2 separate regions of the Mus musculus genome follow, and region 1 is linked to region 2. Evidence: chromatin loops called from intact Hi-C (ENCODE). Cell type or tissue: gastrocnemius. All regions are shown on one strand. Each heading gives the region's core, and the rest is flanking DNA. Links, peaks and the distances in the headings are about the cores only.

Evidence for each region. Hi-C counts contacts between places; a loop is a spot of excess contacts. Peaks named below come from ENCODE experiments on the same cell type or tissue, not always from the same donor. Only the 100,000 strongest peaks of a DNase experiment are listed, where the experiment ranks them.
Region 1: a loop joins it to region 2, with 2.5 times the contacts of the local background. A loop is called at or near these places in 5 of 42 quality-filtered maps.

What each region holds. Positions count from the first base shown.
Region 1 is chr17:17,562,848-17,570,077 of GRCm38, reverse strand. It overlaps Lnpep (leucyl/cystinyl aminopeptidase), which reads left to right. Exons shown (of 18, transcript NM_172827.3): 7 at 1,644-1,757; 8 at 3,264-3,395; 9 at 7,194-7,230. Among named protein-coding and RNA genes, the nearest start is that of Lnpep, 58 kb to the left of the region's middle. In gastrocnemius, for the core only: a CTCF peak has its summit at 2,793 (motif pointing right); no DNase peak of the experiment used is centred there.
Region 2 is chr17:17,642,876-17,650,105 of GRCm38, reverse strand. It overlaps the pseudogene Gm7513. Among named protein-coding and RNA genes, the nearest start is that of Lnpep, 22 kb to the right of the region's middle. In gastrocnemius, for the core only: no CTCF peak of the experiment used is centred there; a DNase peak (open chromatin) is centred at 4,177.

The DNA of each region.
Region 1 (7,230 bases), core at 772-5,771, 80 kb after region 2:
TGCTTTTCAGTGGGTTTGGAAGCTGTGAGGAAGCTGTATTTGAAGAAAGACTAGAAAGTGCTGTGGCCAGTTAACTTTGCCTCAGACATCATCTATAGATGGCTGTGACCCTTGGAAGAACTTTTTAGCAAGCTGATATATCAAGTATATACTTACTGCTATACATGAGCTGAAAGAAAAGTGGTCTTTTGTGAGATTTCTTCTAACTCTGTAGAATCTGTTTTTTATTTTATCTTCTGTTTGGGGCTTATAACTTATCTTCCTGTTAAATGGTTTTTAAGATACTACCTTTGAAAAATAAATGATTGCTACTCTCAAATGTAATTGTTTGTTTTATTAATAATGTATTTTTTGCTACTGTTGTGAAATAAGCCCCATACCACATTGACAAATTTGCATACCCCATGACCACTTTTTTTTGCAAATGTGGGTGCATGCATGTGCATGTGTGCTTGTGTGTGTGCATGTATGTATGTCTGTGTGTGTGTGTGTTTCTGTCTGTGACAGTGCATCAGGAGTCCTCTTCCAGCACTCTCCACCTGTCCTGAGGCAGGATCTCTTTCTGAACCTAGAATTCATATCTTAGAGAGGTTGGGAGCCAACAGACCCCAGTGATTTACCTGTTTATATGTCTGTAAAACTGGGATTGCAGACAGTTTTTAGAGAATTACATGGTGGCTTCTTACATAGGTGCTAAGGTCCAAAATTAAGTCCTCAGGATTGCAGGGTAAGTGCTAATGGCTGAGCCATATCTTCATACCCAAAAGTATTTTGAACATATGTTATTTAGGAAGGTCTCTTACCTTTTTCCTTCTTCTTATTACTATATATAAGAAACCATTGAAAGATTACTCTGACTTCTTTTGTGCGGTGTGTGTGTGTGTGTGTGAGAGAGAGAGAATACATACATACATGCCAGGTTTCTATAGGAATGTTACTTAAATTTTAGTCAGAAAGAATCATGTGTTTTGAACCTCAGGTAATGGAAGAAAAGCATGAAATCCAGGCAGATCCTCTGACAATAGGAAAATCTTTACTTGTCATGGATGATTTTATATATATAAATTGGAAAGTAATCTTACAGAGTTGATATTAGATCAGATAATTTCATTATCTAAGGAGTTTCACTTTAATGAAGCAGCTTAAAATTTTCATTACAGCCAGGCGGTGGTGGCACATGCCTTTAATCCCAGTACTTGAGGGGCAGAGGCAGGTGGATTTCTGAGTTCGAAACCAGCCTGGTCTACAGAGTGAGTTCCAGGACAGCCAGGGCTACACAGAGAAACCCTGTCTCGAAAAACAAAAAACAAAAACAACAAAAAAAGCCATTACCTATATAAAACATGTTGTATATAGCATATGTTAAAAATTCACACATATTTTAATAAGTAAATATAGTCTTTCCTGCTTTTTCCCCCATTCAGTTTAGGTAAAATGTTGAACTTTTTATTTTACTTCTAAAATCAATTTATACAGCTTTCAAAATCCTTTCTTTTTTGGGATAGTTTGTATAACTTTTATAAGACTTTAATTATTCTGGGTATAGATTGTTTTAAGATATTTTGATTATCTTCAATTAGCCTGATAGTCCATTCAATTAAGAAATTCCTGAGTCCTGCTGGTGACGAATTTGTCTCTTACAGTGGTTTGGAAATCTGGTTACAATGCAGTGGTGGAATGACCTGTGGCTAAATGAAGGCTTTGCCACTTTCATGGAGTATTTCTCTGTGGAAAAAATATTCAAAGAGCTCAACAGTGTAAGTACTGTGTTTCTTTGTCCTATGAGGAGGGAATAGCCACATTATAAGTTAGTATTTACCATATATTTTCTACATATTTGAGATAATTTGAAAAAAGTTAAAATCAGTAATGCTGGAGACTTGACAATGAAACCCACTCTTGCATATTGAAGTATTTCATTAAACATTAAAATGATTATTTTTTACTTTAGGATGATTATTTTAACTATTACATTTTATTTTATAAGATGTGGTCCTTTTGTTTGAAGGAATGCAGATAAAATTGGAAAATAACTTAAATACTTGTATAAAAAGAAATGAAATGAAGACTGGCTTCATACTGCTTTTTATATTGTCACTGAGTGCATTCTTTCAACAGTTCTTAAGTAACATAAGTTGCTTAAATAAAGAAACAAGGGCGGGAGATATGGCTAAGCAGTTAAGAGCACTAGTTGCTCTTCCAGAGGTCCTGATATCAATTCTAAGCACATGGCTCACAACCATCTATAATGTGATCTGATGCCCTCTTCTGATGTCTCTAAAGACAGCAACAGTGTACTCATATACATAAAATAGAATCTTTTTTAAAACCAAACAAATAAATTACTATTGCTGCATACAAACCATGCATTTGTTTCAAAGATTGAATACCATTCTGTTAAAGAGAGGTATTGTGCTGTGAGTGTGTCATTAGAGACTGGAGATACTTCCTGTACTCAAGGATTTTCAGACACCATAGGTCATAATTTCATAGGCATTGCTGAAATAATTCAAGTATTATTGGGTAGCTGAAGGGAAGCACAAAACATGTGCCTCTCAAACTATAGGACAGTCTCCCACATAGTATTGTCTTCAACCCTAAAATTCTGTGACTTGCTCTTAGACGCTTACATACATTTTTTAGGTATTTATAAGAAGTATTCTTGGGAGTTTTTAGTTTGACATTTCTGTATATAGGGCTTGATTCCGACTGCAAGTAATTTTTAGTTGAGATACGAAATAGGTAGTTTAAATAATGTGTGCTACTTAATTAAACATTGAAATACAGAGTCTCACCACTTGGGGGTGCTGAGAACACTTTAAATTCTAATATACATTCTAGGGACACTCTTGGCTGAGCTCTCAATGCTTTCAGAATAAGAGTTGTATTTTCTTTTAAGTAACCTCTAAGAATTATATATCACTTTAATAGAAAATCAAGGTAAGGACCCCATTTCTGCCCTAAGTTTCAATTTCTGTTTTAAAAGTCTACTTTAACCTTTGTTGAATATTTATCTTGGATATTCAGATTTGGAATTTGCCTCTGATAGTCAGAGATTCTCAATTTTACAGTTATGCTCTCTTTTCAGAAATGCAGATTCTCACATGCCTCAGTTCTCAGTGCCGTTTTAAGCTTAAGGAACTGCATACAATTTACTTCCATTTGTTTATATGCTGCACCTTAGTGAGCCCAGGTGTTTTTCATTCTGTAGCAATTGTGCCTTTATATCGGTCATGACTTCCTACTGCTTTATCTTTTGCTAGTATGAAGACTTCTTAGATGCTCGATTTAAAACCATGAGGAAAGATTCCTTGAATTCGTCTCATCCAATATCATCATCTGTTCAGTCTTCGGAACAAATAGAAGAAATGTTTGATTCTCTCTCCTATTTTAAGGTATCACTGTGCACAAAGAAATGTACTTTTACTAGACTTCAACCTTATTTTGTAGGTCAGCAAACAGCGTGATTCACATTACAGACTGAACAAGCGTTGCCTTTGGTATCCTATTGAAGTTTTAACTGTTTAAATTTTAAATATGTAAATCTGTTTGGTCTTAACGTTTGTGTTTCTGTCTCCCTTTTAGTCAGTGTGACTAGTTTTCAGGCAGTGAAGCAGATCATGTAAGAATTCATCTTTCAAAGTTAGTTTTCTCCCTGGATCTGTCCGTAGAATGTGTGCTTAGAAGAGCATCCTAAGCAAAGCCCTTTATTGTGGTACTCAGAATTGAGGTATTTTCTACAATCAAGATCACCAAAAAAAATTAAGCATAAAAAGTTATTTTAGTAATTGACAGTTCTCCTTCAGGATGTGAAACATTAGACACCAGGACAGTGGATGGAAAGTAGAAGCTGGCTTCATTCTGAGCAGGTTGGAGAACAGAGGGAGTGTGGTACTGGTATTACCTGAATGGATGCTGTACAAGGGTGATGCTAAAGCTTATGATTGGTTGTCAGAGTCCTTGGATAGTAAATCCCTCTGCTAGATAGCGAAGAAAATACATTAAGTGTGAGGATAGAAACCATACTATCAAAAAGCTCAAAATTAGGAGGTAAATACATGTGAATGAGCAAGAGAGGCTGTGTGTGCTGAAATAGTACAAAAAATGTATGCATGTTGAAGAGAGAAGCCAAAGAGCACAAGGTAGGGCAGATATGGACTTTGAAGAGGAGAGCCAGGAGGGCTGATGTCTGGGATTCAGAGATGGAACCAGGCTTAGGAAGGTAAGAAAGAAAGCATGAGCCCAGCTACAGCAGGTCCTGAGTGCCATAAGAAATCGATGATGTTTTTTTAACATAAGGATGATTTGATTAAAGTTAATATTTAGAAAATTTAAATTGGATTCAGTTAATAAAGTTGATTCCGAGACCACAAATGGGACATGACACTGAAAATCAGACATGCAGAGTGAACGTTTGCAATGAATGGTCATAGCAATGGGAAGAAAACAGATCTAAAACTAAAGGGAGTTTTGTACTTGAAGGACTTAGTGACAGGGTAAAACAGATAAAGAAGGAGGCAAAAATGTTGTCTGGATTAAAGCCTGATGAAGTAAATAATAGTACTTTTAACAAGAAATTAGGAGTTTAATGTGAGTATACAGAGGCACTAATTTTTTCTTATCTGCAGTTTTTCTTTCAGGCTTCAGTAAACTATTATTAGCCATCTTAGGAAAAATACTAAAAGGAAAGACCAGAAAAGCAGTCTGTAAATTTTAAACTACATATCATTCTGAGTAATATGTCCTGCATGGGCATGAGCCAATTTTCCAGTGTAACCATGTTGTATATGCAACTTCTCAAATTATCACTAAATACCATCTCAGTTCCCAGATTAACTGGCTCAATTAGGGCTTGTGGTCAGTTATCTTTTATTTATTAATGATTCCTAATGTACAAGAGTTATGTAGCTGCCAAAGCAAAGGTATGAAGTGGTTCCTTTAGGTGACTAAGTCAAAGTTCTTAACTTTATAAAGAAAGAAAATCATAGGCCTGTCTTGCTAAGATCTGCACTATAGTAAAATATTTTGAAATAAACTACATTTACATGACTTATTATAGTAAGTATATTGCTTATAATTATCTTATTAGGAATTATTAATATTAAATATGCCTAATTCATTTATTAAACTGTATTATAGGGGAAAACATTGCATATGTAAAGTTTTGTGCTATGTGATCTACTAGGGGGTCTTGGAAATTATCCCCTTTGGATAAGAAAACTATTATATTCCAGTTATTTGGTGATTTTTAAAGCCCATACATGAATGGTCAGTAAGGAAAAATCTAAAATGTGTTTCTGTTGCTATACAGAGGGTAAAAAAATTTGCTATTTCAAGACATGATATAACAGAGTTCTGACACCAATTAACCACCTAACGCCAGAATTCATGCTTTCTCATTATAAGATTTCAGTAAAATACTTAACCCCTGACAATATGGTAACTACTTATTTTACAATTGGAAATTTGATGAATATCCCACATCACTGAGAAAAACAGAACACAGCATAATTCCAGTATTTTGTGCAAGAAAAAACAAATGGCTGGGGAAGTGTGTTTAACAGATATATTCCATTTGTTCTTCATAGTCACCAAGGCACTGATGTAGGGTGCTTTGTGAGGGTTCATTCATTAGCCAGTTTTGAAAATACAATATGCCAGTCACTAAACTCTGCAGGTTCTTCAGGAGACAAACTAGACAGTGTTTCTGTGGAGTATCTAAACCTAAGTATATATAAATCAGGGGGCTAAAGCCAATAGAGAACAACTAGAAAGCAAATTTAGGTAGGGAAAAGACAGCCCCAAGGATTGAAATAGCAGGGCACCAAACTTTAGTCATTGGAAAGATAAATCAGAAACACTATCCCAAGGCTGTGTGCATAAAGACTTTCAAACAGGAGAGGATCATTAATCATATTAACTGCTATTGGTGCATTATTGATAAGGTGAGTAAGAGAACTGAGATTGACCTGGCACCAGGAAATTCCCCAGGGACCTTGGTTATGACATTGCTGGTAGATAATGATTATCAAAAGAACATGGGAAGAGAGCAAATGCTGATGACTCTGAAGAGTTTTACTACAACTGAGAAGCAAGAACTATTGTGATAACAGAGGAGGTGTGAAGTTAAAGAGTCAATGATAGTTAGATAGATACATAGATAGATACATAGAGATGGATAAATAGATATTAAGAATGTTTGACATTTGCTGATGGGAACGTTATAGAGGAGAAAGTTGGTCATGTAGGAGAAAAGAAGTTAGAAAATATTGCTTACTTTTATAGAATAAGCACAGCTATGGTGTAAAAAAAATGAGAGTAATGGCTATTACTGATAATCTTGATGACTTGATATTGTTACATTTTTATCACAAATGAAAGTCATTCAAACCTTGTGTTGAGTGCTTGCTGCTAGGCATTGTAGTAGGCACTGTTTTTTTAGTTGCGTCTTTAAATTGGTTGCTTAACTAGTCTTCGTCATAGAAGAAGATATAACATATGCCAGATATAGAAAATAATTTCAGTTGCTAGTAGAGCAACCTGACTTCTCTCTCAAATCAGAAATGGCACCAAAGAGGTAGTTGTTTCCTGGTTGGAAATGTGATGTGTGTGTGAGGGGTATACTATTGCCTGCATACTTGCAAGCTCAGTCTGGAGTCTTAGTGTTTGCTTGCTCCTCTGTACAGTCATTAGCATAGTACATTTCTTCAGAAGGAGAAAGATCCTGACTGTTTCAGTAACATGGGAGACTAAAATTAGAATGTAATTATTGCCACCAGAGAGATTTTCAAAGCTCTGCTAACTGACTATGTTTCCTCTTGTATGCACATGGGCATAGATAGTACTTTATGCATTGGAGATGGAGAAAGAGATGCCATAGAAATTTTACAATACATACTGTTTCAATGCTGACATGAAAACAGCAAAGTGCACTGAAAGACCACAAAGAATGGCTTATGGTTGATTTATTGTACGTAGGAATCTTAATTCCCTTTGCTATTGTTTATATCTTTAAATAATTGTATTTAAACATGGTCTACATCTGTGTACATGGAAGACTAATAATGTACCATAACCATGTTGTATATGTGAAGTCATATATTTTAGAAATGATTTATTTTCAATCTTAGCTTCTTGATTCTATAGCCTCTAATAGTTTGATATTTTCTTCTCTTTCTCAATTTTTTGAGCAGGGAGCTTCTCTCTTGTTGATGCTGAAAAGTTACCTTA
Region 2 (7,230 bases), core at 1,175-6,174:
GACTTCCGCACCCATATAAGACTTCAAATATAAGATTTTAAAATGGTTTTATCAGGAATACATTAAGAGGTTGTTGTTGTTGTTGTTGTTGTTGTTGTTTTATGGATGAGGATAGTGCCTGAAAAGCAGAACAATCTCTGTTGTTGTTGTTGTTGTTGTTGTTGTTGTTGTTGTACAATAATTTATTGAGATCCCTCCCTCCCAGCCTCTCCAATTCCGAGGTCACTTTCTCAGCTTGTAGATTTTGTTTGCAAGTTCCAAGAAGATGGATGGGGGCAGGGACACAGAGCACTGCTCTATGAGACTCTTGAGGCGGTTTTTGCTGTCTTCCTTGTTCTTGAAGAACACAGACTGCAGATCCAGTGCCTCGTACAGTGCTTTCACCTGAGCCACTTTTTCTGGGTCCTTCTGCCCATAATTCTCCTCTAAGATCTGGCGCTGTTCAGGAGTGGCTCACAGCAGACACTGAACTACCAGCCAAATGCATTTGTTGTCTTGAATGTCAGTGCCGACCTTTCCAGTCACACTGGGGTCTCCAAAGAGATCAAGGTAGTCCTGGGCCTGAAAGAACTAGCCCTTCTCCAGCAGGATCTTCAGGGCATTGGCATGTTCCTTCTACCCATCAATGCCTGCCATGGACATGACAGCCGCGATAGGTAGGTAGAAAGGGTGGAAAGTGGTCTTGTACTTGACAATAGATTTGTACCTCTTTGCAGTGTATCTACCAAGATCCACATGGCCTTGGGGTGCTGTCATGAGGTCTAGTGTCTGCCCAATCTCAGTCTGATAGGAACTCTACAGAAAGAGCTTCAGCAGGTTCAGGTAATAAATAGGGCTGCTCCCTGCAGTAGAACTTCAACAGGAGGTAGATGGAGGCTTCCAGAAGCAGAGCATCGTTGATGGCATCCAAGCCTATGCCTGGCTTCTGATACCAGCAGATATGCCCGCGGCGAGTGAGGGAAGAGTCCATGATGTCATCTGACACGAGGAAGAAAGCCTAGAGCAGTTTTACACACCAGCCCACAGTCAGGGCCCGCTGAAGACTCTCAGCATCCTGTTTCCTCGGTTCCACCAGCTCCTGGAAGGCTTGTACCGTGGTCAAACCCCAGCTGTACTTGCCTCCTACAACATTGCAGTGTAGGACCTCCTTGAGTTGGGTAATAGCATCCCGTGTCTCTCGGTGTCCCAGCTCCTCCTCAGTCAGCACTTTCACGATCTGGGAGAAGTGCTGGATGAAATTCTGCTTTTCTTGGTTATAAACATCCAATTTCCGGTTCCCATTCATTCGGACAGAGCGCACGCCTTTAGTCCCAGCTCTTGGGAGGCAGAGACAGGCAGATTTCTGAGTTCGAGCCAGCCTGGTCTACAAAGTGAGTTCCAGGACAGCCAGGGCTATACAGAGAAACCCTGTCTCAACAAACAAACAAACAAACAAAAAATGCTCTGTTCTTCAACGCAGATTCTCCCGGGCCAGAACAATCTCTTTAGTGGAGGCTAATATTGCACTGAATTCATTAATATCACAAGTAAATGAATTTAAGCGCCCATTATGTATAATGTAATTTTCTATTTGTCTATTTTACAATATTTAATTCTAGACGGAACATATAATATTTGGATTTTTTCCTTTTCTTCTGATTTTGCCATTTTTATTTATTAGCTATTTTCTGGCTTTTATTTATTTGGTTTCTGTTGGGAATCTTAATTTTTTACAGGTTTAAACGTCTGCATCCATTTCTGAATCAATGAATAAGAGCTGTATTTGAGAAAGCAATAAAATTTTTAAATGTAGCTTATATTTATTTATATAAAATTCTTCTATTGTTATCCTAAATAACCTTTTAAAATATATTTACTATACATTGATGGATATGTTTGTCCAAGTTTATGTATTTGAATGATACTGGGGCAAGTGTCTTGTGAGTCCATGAGAGTATTCTGGGTTCATTAGAACTAGAGTTATAGTTATAAATTATAACTTATAATTTGTCTGGTATGGGTTCTGGGAACTCAACTTAGACCTAATTTAAAAGCACCAAGTGCTATTAACTAATGAGAAATCTTTCTACCCTTCTGAACTCATATGGATATTTGTCTTATGTCTGTAAAATTGAGGACCATGAACTTAGTTATGCTAATTGTCTTATTAAGTTAGGTGTGTTAATCGTTTTCCTTTTTTTTCAGAACTTTTTCTATGGGGAGCTTTACAGAGCATAATGTAAAATTGTCTAATTTTAAGCTTATTTGATTCATATTGTATAACATATGAGATAGCTAATATTATATTACATAATTATATTACATATAAGCATATATTTATATAATTGTCTCATTTTAGGTCTATAAGATTCATATTATATAACATATTATAGATAGTATTACTATATTATATATCATTATGCACATGATATATAATATATCACATAAAATATACATGGTTATATATGATATAATCATTATAGTAATAATATGGCATAAATTATGGTATATTTCATAGAGAGCCCTAACATTTTTTAGTGAAAATTATTCATATCTCATAAGTACTTGTAGTGTTGTTTTGTATTGTGAAAAATCCAGTAGTTTGTGGAGCTGGCTTTGTTTTAGTTCAAGGAAATAATGTGGTATTCAGTGTACCACGCACTGGTGTGGTTCATTTTTTAAAATGTTAATTACATCTTCCTGTCAAATTTAAACTTTATACAACTAAATAGCAAGGTAAGTATTTATATACCCTCTTTCACTGAATGCCAAGGGAGACATAACTGCAATTCGATGGTTAGTGAAGAATGTGAAAGATCACTGGTGGGATTCCACTGCACAGAGAAGGGAAGCCATATCTTTTGGAAGAACAATGTAAATGGAAGAAAACATGGTACAAAGGCATACTAAGTAAGAATCGAATAAAAGGAATTGGCAACTCAGCATGCTTCATAAATTCCACAGATTACATATCGCTTACAGAAGCTGTACTCAGTGTCAACCCAACAGAACACATGCACTCGTGATGAGTACACCTGACACTGAGGTATTTGAAACACCATTGTATTACTTCTGAAGGCATATCTAAACTCCATTGACAACAGTACATGAAATTGCTTGAAGATCTCTGAGTTTCTTGCCTCAGTATAGCAGAACATACACTCTTAAGTAGAATGGGATTTTTAAGAACACAGTAAAAACGATAGTATTTTCCCAATATGTAGCAGTTGGCTATAATGAAGATTGTCACAGAGATGTGCTGTAACAGCAGTGGAAACTGATTTCTGAGAGGCAATGTCCCTAGAGATTTCATCTCAGGATTACTTCTTGCAGCTGATATGCCTTTCATGTGACTATTATATAGCCTCAGGATGCCTGGGCATTAGCCTACCCTATTAAGCAAATTTCCTGTAGATCAACATATAGATAAAATTTCATGAATTACTACTGTTCGGAAGAAACAATGATTTTATAGGATGCCTGATTTGACTCAAATAATTTTAGGAACAAAATTTTAAGAGATGGTTTTAGTTGTTCTGACATAAAGATATAGTAAAATTAGAATCAAGAATAGAATGTTGCCCCCTCCTCATAAAATGGTAAAGGCTGCATAATAAGGAATACAATGAGCTTTCCAAATTACATGAAAATAAGAAATAGGCTTGGGACAAATTTGGGATCGAGGAAAAACATTTATTCTAGGTCAGATCCAAGGATGAAGCCACCGGTGTGCACTGTAATAAAGTAAGGCCATGTAAAAACTGTTGCTTTGAATTTATTTATACTGAGCATACAGAATTGAAACATTGCTTTGAACTTGTTATTGATATCCGTCTGTAACTCCCCTTTTATGTTACATTTTATTTATGAGAGCATTCTCTCTTATGTAAAGAATTTTTGTCTAAAAGTTATAAAAGGCTTATAGCAATAAAGAAAGGCAGTATAGGCACAAAAAAAAGTCACTGCTGTAGAATATACTTATAAAGTCGTTATTCAAGCATTCAAATTAGAATGATCAATAAACCTTATGAATTATAACTGAATCGTTAACTTGATATGCCTGAAATTCAAGCCTACCCATAACCCTTTTGTCTTAGGTCTCAGTTATGTGTCTAGCCTACAGAATTGTTTTCTTGAGTTGTGGGTTTGGGCCAGGCTGGTACTTTCAGATCCTCTGCAGTTACTCTTGCTGCCACTAGATGGAGCGCTTGATCCTTTTGCTCCCATCACTCAAGCGACTATGTCCTTTGACTCTTAGGTGACTTTAGTAGGAATTGAGCCTGCTACACTAGAATTACCCAAAGTTGTTTTTGTTCTGGTGTTAACTAGATTGATCTTATTCATCTCAACACAACTGCAATTTCAAAAAAAGATTTTAGTTAGAATACTATAAATGCAAGTTTTATTTCTATGTCTTTTGATGTGTTGGATATAAGCTGAGGATTGATACCTACTCCTTGGGATTGTTACCTACTCCTTAAAGCAGTAATCATGCACACAAGGCGATGCTGCACACTGAAAGAGGTTAAGTGCAGTACCATGAATAAAATGTAGCAATATCTAATGTAAAGTGTTTTTGATGACTTGTTAGGATAAAATAGAGGTATTTCCACAGTTCTTCAAGATTTAAGGCATTCTTTGAAGATGATCATATGTTGTGAGCATTCAACGTGCAGTTCATTTGTACACCAGCCCTCTGCTCAGTGCAAGGAGGGCAGATGTATGCCATTACGTACAGTTTTAAGGAAAATATTTTTATTTGACTTTTTAAATAGCTTCTATTTGTGACAAATAGGTGGAAGCTTAATCTCTTCTTATTTTAAGAATATTTGGCTTAATTCTGGTCTCAAATGTTTCTTCATTTACACAAATCTCTGTACACTTTAAGATTTTATTTATGATTTATTTTCCTTTGTGTTTTTCCTATGTTAAATTAATTTATTGAAACACATTGTTCATACCTTAATGTCCTAGTTGGAGCCAATGCAGTATGATGGAGAAGTTATCCTGAACATTAGTGTATCTTCTGGAATAGATTTATTATCACTGTTTTTGTAATTGTCAAATATATACAAAGCTGATATTTAATGTTCATATAAGATTTTATTGCTTGGCCGGGAGTGGTGGCGCATGCCTTTAATCCCAGCACTTGGGAGGCAGAGGCAGGCAGGAAGATTTCTGAGTTTGAGGCCAGCCTGGTCTACAAAGTGAGTTCCAGGACAGCCAGGGCTATACAGAGAAACCCTGTCTCGGTTTAAAAAAAAAAAAAAAGATTTTATTGCTTGGAAGTCATCCTGTATTTGTTCTAGTTCACGACACTATGTAGTTATAAAATGTATCAAAACTTTGGGACTGACCCTACATCCACCAATGAACCATTTCCTTAGCCTGAACTAAGGCGCCTCAGTGTGGTGATTCTCCTCCACCATGACTTTTTCATCCATGTAAATCTCACCTCTGGACTTCACTGCCTCTGGGAAGATTGAGGTCTTAGTCAGAGATGCTACACTGCTTCATCCTGTACACCAAGGTCCTAGAGCCACAAATACACCCTTTAGCCAGAGGAAGATTTGAGATGCAAGAAACCAGGAAAAAGTCTAAACAAAATAAAAGTTTGCATGAGTTGGGTAACTCTGCTCATCGACAAATTGTACTGCTAGTTCCAGAGAAACTGACAGCTGGCCTCAGATAATATGGGGCTATCAGATATCCAAGGCTAAGTTAGCTGATGGATTTAGAGGATTTTTTTCTTTTTTTATTAGATATTTTCTTTATATTCATCTCAATGCTATCCCGAAAGTTCCCTATACCCTCCCCCCACCCTGCTCCCCTACCCACCCACTCCCACTTCTTGGCACTTGGCACTGGCATTCCCTTGTACTGGGGCATATAAAGTTTGCAATACCAAGGGGCCTCTCTTCCCAGTGATGGCCGGATTTGAAGGATTTTTTAAAAGGCACATATGAGAGTCTTGATGGTGAAACAAGGTAAGTGATTTATAATCTTTGTGATTCTTATGAGCTATATCTCTGGTCAACAGCATGCTTCACCAGTCATGTAGGAAAATAAATATGGAGATTTAGAAGTGAAAGTTCTACTATCCCTTAAGGATACATTAATAGAGATGAAGGAGGAGACAGAATGTGGAGGCTTAAACAGATGGAGGTGGGAGGCTGGAGAAATGGCTCAGTGGTCAAGAGCACTGACTGCTCTTCCAGAGGTCCTAAGTTCAATTCCCAGCAACCGCATGGTGGCTCACAGCCATCTGTAATGGGATCTGATGCCCTCTTCTGGTGTGGCTGAAGACAGCAACAATGTACTCATATGAATAAAATAAATAAATAAAATACAATAAAGCAAATGGAGGGAAGATAATCAGATAACTGTGACTGATACTCAGGGTAGTGATGGGCAGTGTAGAGGTAGAAAGAGGGAAGGCTTCTCAAAGGATACAAACAATTGGCCTGGAACCAGAAGAAAATACGAGATGTGGGAAGAGAAGAAAGAAAGAGTGTCCACTTCTAGGAAACAAAATGAATCAAATCCAGGAGACAAAAACATGAACTAAACATTCTTGACAAATTAATGAATATGGTGTATCCAGTCAACCCACACACACTGAGTTCCTGCTGTATGCCACGTGGGTACCAAATATAACGTGATGAGAAATGATAAAAGATACAGCAAAGACAGCAGAGTAAATTTTAAAAAGCAAGGTAAACTACTACAAGTACAAAACCAGAAGCTGCTTTAATATAAAGAAAGTCGATTCACACCAGTTTGGATGAGTTGCAGGAAGTGTTTGTAAGGCGGTGTATTTAAGCTGACATCTGAGTTTAAAGCAGGATAGAGATTGAGTCAAGGGGAAAACAGCACACTTATGAGAACATCTTAAGGCAAGAGCAAAGACTCCATCATAGGTCTGACTAGCAAAGTCTCTGATGTTTAAGGACAGTGATCTGGGTGAAAAGGTATTAGATGTTGAACCTTATAGCTCCTTGTAAGGAGGAGAGTCTTTTACTACAGTGCAATGGAAGTCATTAGAAAAGTATGATCTATGCTTCTCACAGATCACCTATACTCTGTATGTATATAATGGAGACAAAAAAAATAAAACTTGAAGCAGAATAAGCATGTTGGGAAGTTTTTGCAATAGTACAAGTAAAAAATGAGGGTAATTTGTAATTTGAGCCAGGCTAGCATCATTGCTTACAGAGTAAAGCCACTTAGTTTCTCCTTAATTTTGGAAGA